Linked DNA regions of Mus musculus: region 1 is linked to region 2. A link is a loop called in an ENCODE intact Hi-C map of the cell type or tissue named here. Cell type or tissue: heart. All regions are shown on one strand.

The links. Hi-C counts contacts between places; a loop is a spot of excess contacts. Peaks named below come from ENCODE experiments on the same cell type or tissue, not always from the same donor. Only the 100,000 strongest peaks of a DNase experiment are listed, where the experiment ranks them.
Region 1: a loop joins it to region 2, with 2.7 times the contacts of the local background. A loop is called at or near these places in 1 of 42 quality-filtered maps.

What each region holds. Positions count from the first base shown.
Region 1 is chr11:86,618,094-86,620,593 of GRCm38, reverse strand. All of the region lies in intron 7 of Vmp1 (vacuole membrane protein 1), which reads left to right. It overlaps Gm51914 (a long non-coding RNA gene), which reads right to left. Exons shown (of 3, transcript XR_003949749.1): 2 at 2,194-2,342; 3 at 152-248. Among named protein-coding and RNA genes, the nearest start is that of Gm51914, 5.9 kb to the right of the region's middle. In heart, a CTCF peak has its summit at 1,052; no DNase peak of the experiment used is centred here.
Region 2 is chr11:86,567,402-86,569,901 of GRCm38, reverse strand. It overlaps a transcript of Tubd1 not described here. Among named protein-coding and RNA genes, the nearest start is that of Mir21a, 16 kb to the left of the region's middle. In heart, a CTCF peak has its summit at 1,311 (motif pointing left); a DNase peak (open chromatin) is centred at 881; H3K27ac peaks cover 390 bases.

The DNA of each region.
Region 1 (2,500 bases), 51 kb before region 2:
ACACATTTTTAATCTCGGCACTTAGGAGACAGAGGTAAACAGGTCTCTGTAAGTTTGAGGTCAGATTGGGTCTACATGGAGAATTTGAGGCAGCCAGGGTTACATAGTGAGACCCTGTTTCAAGAAACAAAACCATCAGCCTCATTTTTTAAAAGGAATTTGTTTTATTTTTATTAATGTATGTTTGAGTATGTGTATTCATGTATGTGTGCAAGTGTCATAGAAGTCAATGGAAGGTCTTAGATCCCCTGGAAACAAAACAAAAAGAGTATTAAGTTAGAGTAAGCCAGACATGGTTAGGATACTACTGTAATCCAAACACTTAGGGGGTGATGCATAAAGACCCAACAGGTTTAGACAAGGTTGGGTTATACAGTAAGACCCCATCCAAAGTAATAGTAATAGTACTTGTGGGAGATACTGGGTTTGGTTTGGTTTGGTTTGGTTTTGGTTTTTTGAGACAGGGTAGCCCTGGCTGTACTGGATCTTACTCTATAGACTTGAATTCACAGAGGTCCACCTACCTCTGCTTCCCAAATGCTGGGATTAAAGACATGTGTCACCACTGTGTATTATTTATAATTATCTCAGACTGACAACTTTAGTATTATACTAACATTAGAACAAATTGTGGTATATTCGTACAATAGAATAACACATATCACTTTAGCAGTTTGGTTACTCCACATTCATTAACAGCGTGGAAGAAACACTAGATGTAATGTAGAGCTAACAATGCCAGACCTGCAAGAGGACATTCTGCAGTAATCCTGTTCTCATTAAGCTCAAAAATAGGAAAAGCTAAAACTGTAGCTCTAAACATTCAGGAGGGTAATTGCTCTGGTAAAAGACTGACTTCCTAGAGTAACGTTCTGTGTCTCATCTCAATGGTAATTAACACGTTTATTTTTTTATTGGGGGGGGGTTGGTGGTTTCAAGACAGGGTTAATCTGTGTAGCCCTGGCTGTCCTGGAACTCACTCTGTAGACCAGGCTGGCCTCGAACTCAGAAATTCACCTGCCTCTGCCTCCCAAGTGCTGGGATTAAAGGAGTGTGCCACCACGTGGTGGCGCATGCCCTTTTTTTTTTTTTTTTTTTTAAGATTGATTGATTGATTGATTGATTGATTGATTGATTTAATGTAAGTACACTGAAGCTGCCTTCAGACACTCCAGAAGAGGGCGCCAGATCTCGATACAGATGGTTGTGAGCCACCATATGGTTGCTGGGAATTGAACTCAGGACCTTCAGAAGAGCAGTCAGTGCTCTTAACCACTGAGCCATCTCTCCAGCCCCCACGCCTTTTATTTTTATAAAATCTATCAGAATGTATATTTTTAACGTGTATAGTGTACATTTGTTCTGTCTCCATTTAAAAAAGGAATCTGTATGAGCCAGGCATGATATCACACATTTTTAATCTCAGCACTCAGAAGGCAGAAGCAGGCAGATCTTTGTGACTTTTTTTTTTTTTTTTTTTTTGAGATCAGACTGGTCTGTGTAAAAAGATTCAGGATAGCCAGAGCTACATAGAGAGACTCTGCCTTTAAAAAAAAAAAAAAAAAAAAGAGTATATGTGTGGTATATACTTGTGTGCAGGCAAGTACATATACACCCCTGTATGTGTGCTGGGGGCCAGAGGAAGGCACCAGATATCCTGGCTCCATCACTTCAGCCCTGTTTCTTTTGACAGGAGGTGTGTCTGTGTGTGTGTGTCTGTCTGTCTCTCTCTCTCTCTCTCTCTCTCTCTCTGAATCTGGAGACTGGTGAACAGCAGGTCCCAGTGTACTCTGTCTTCCACAACACTAGGGTTGTGAATCTGCATGGCTTTGCTGGGCTTTCCCAGCCTGGGCTTTCCACTCTGTCTTGCTGCTTGCTCAGCAAGTTCTCTGACACACTGCCTTCCTCAGCTCAGCTCATGTACTTGAGTTTGGAAAATATTTGAACTGCCTGTTCCTATGCAAAAATAAATTTGGTGACACTTTACATCTGTATGCCATGGAAGCCTGATTGTGATTAACAGCTTCCTATTTTAGCACTTGAAATGTTTGTTCTTCATTGTAAATTACATATAACATTTTTTTTCATTTTTTTAAAGCAAAGCCTCACAATACCAGGATTACAGTGTATGCTACCACACATGCCCTGACATGATTTTTGCATATTTATATATTTATTTGTGCATGTACTTACTGTCAGGGAGGATGCATACAGCTTGCATGGCGAGATCAGGGAACAGCTTGTAAAGTTGGTTTCTCCTCCCATCATTTGGGTTCTTGGGACTCAAATGTAGGTTGTCTATTGGCCACAGTTCCCTTTATCCACTGAACTGTCTCACAGGCCTCATAGATTTTATTTTCAGGGGAAAAAAAACACCAATTTCTATTTAATATTTGAAGGTATAGTTTGGGTGAAGTGCCATGAAACTCTCTTTGTGCTAAGTTGAGGTTTGATCACTGATACTGGTTTAGGTGCTGTTTTTGCTATAGCCCACAATACC
Region 2 (2,500 bases):
GTGACACCACCACCTGGCTGTGAGATTCTTACTGAAGGGCTGACAGGATGGCTAACCTGGCAAAGGTGCCCTCCATGAAGTCTTATGAGCTGACCGTGGGCCTCTGGACACAGAGTCAACTCCTCCAAGATAGCACAAGCATGCCCATGCATGTACACACACTCACTCACTCACACAAACAGATATAATTCAAATTTGCCACAAAGCATGTAAACTTCCTTCTATAGCAGCTCAAAACCTAGTAGTCTTGCTGGGCAGTGGTGATAAACTTCTTTAATCCCAGCACTCAAAAGGCAGAGACAGGCAGCTCTCTTGAGTTCTGAGTTAGAAGTCAGCCTAGTCTATAGACAAAGTTCCAGGACAGCTAAAGCTACACAGAGAAACACTGTCTCAAAAAAAATAAAATAAAATAAAATAAAAAGTCATGGTGACACACACCTTTGATCCCAGCATACAGGAGGCAGAGGCAGGTGGATCTCTGTGTGTTTGCAGCCTAGTCTACAAAGTGAGTACCGGGACAGTCAGGGCTTTGCAGAGAAACCGAGTCTCAATCAATCAATCAATCAACCCCACCCCCACCCCCACCCCCTCCAAAAGGTACACAATTATCACATTTACCTGTTACTTTAAAAAAAAAAAAAAAAAGCTGGGTATGGTAGCCCAACCTTCAATCCCAACACTCAGGAGGCAGAGGCAGTTGGATCTCTTGAGTTTGAGATCAATCTGATCTACAGTTCAAGGCTAGCCAGGACTGCAGAGTGAGACCCTGTCTCAAAATAAATATTTCACTAATGTGTGTGGGGGCATGCACACACATACCACGGCACAATTGTGATCAGAGGAGTAGCTTCTCTTTGCCCATCACGTAGGTCCAGGGAGGAGTCTCAGTTGTCAGGCTTGGCAGCAAGTGCTTTTACCTGATGAGCCATGTCTCCAGCACCTGGCTCTGGTGTCTGAGACAAGGTCTTGCCGTGTGTATACCCTGTCTGACCTGGAGCTTGGTGTGTGCTCAAGGCTGCCCATTGCTCCTGATCCTCTTACCTCCCTCTCCCAAGAACTAGGATTCCAGCCATTTGCCACACCTTCTGCATTTCTTCTTTCCTTTCCCTTCCCCTTCTCTCTCCCTCTCCCTCTCCCTCTCTTTTTTTCTTTTTTCCTAGAACTCCAAACTGAACAGATCCTCCTGCCCCAGTCACCTGAGTGCTTCAGTCCAGGGCACAGCTGCACCTGGCCTTTTTAAAAATGGCTACATAGAGGATCTCACTGTCTTCAGAACCGATGGCCACAGTGTAGTATTTGACAACATCTCCCTCTTGTGGTTCAGAGCAATCATTTTCAAAGGCAAATATATTTACAGAATTGTAATTCTCAGACCCAAGTAGAGTGGTTCACTTCATTGCTTAACAAGTACAGTGCTTGCCGGGCATGGTGGAGCGCACCTTTAATCCAAGCATTTGGGAGGCAGAGGCAGGCAAATTTCTGAGTCGAGGCCAGCCTGGTCTACAGAGTAAGTTCCAGGACAGCCAGGGCTACACAGAGAAACCCTGTTTCAAAAAAGCAAAGAAAAAAACAAAAAACCAAGTACAGTGCTTACCACTTTGGAAGCTGATGCTGAGGCTGGAGTATCACAGCAAGTTCCAGGCCATCTTGGACTACAGAGACCCTGTCTAAAAAACAGAAACAAACAAAAAACCACTCTGGAGCCCGAGAGATGGCTCAGGGGTGGCCTGCTTACTCTACTTGTAGAGGGTCAGAACCCACTTGCATCTCCAGCTCCAAAGCATCTATGTTCCCTCTGGCCTCCATGGGTAGCTTCATACATGTCCACATGCACACATGAACAGACACGCATACACACACACACACACACACACACACATATATATATATACACACATACACACACACACACCACACACACACACAAATAAAAAGAAATCTTTTTTTAAAGTGCACACACACTCAAAAGTCTATGTTGCTTTCATTTGAACTGTGGAAGTTTAGAACATGTTTAGTAAATCTTTTTCATTGTAAAGAGGGAAGATTTAGAAACCTGGAGTGCAACAGAACATTCCTCTCCTTGGACTCTTACAGCCGATGTCTGCCGAGTTCCTTTAAACCAGACTCCAAGGTGCAGAGTCTCCCTGGAGGCCGAGTCAGGATCTTGAGCCCAACAGTTTGAGACCCCATCTCAACAGAAGGTGTTCTTTCTTTCTTTTTTTTTCTTTTTAAAGATTGATGTATTTGTTTGTTTTATATGAATACACTGTTACTTTCTTTACACACCCCAGAAGAGGGCATCACAGCCCATTACTGATGGTTGTGAGCCACCATGTGGTTGCTGGGAATTGAACTCAGGACCTCTGGAAGAGCAGCCAGTGCTCTTAACCACCGAGCCATCTCTCCAGTCCCCAAACCATGTTCTTTATAGAAGCATTGCTTTTTTTTTCTGTCCACAGACATGAAGTGTTTCTTCATGTCTGTGGACAGAGCACCTGAA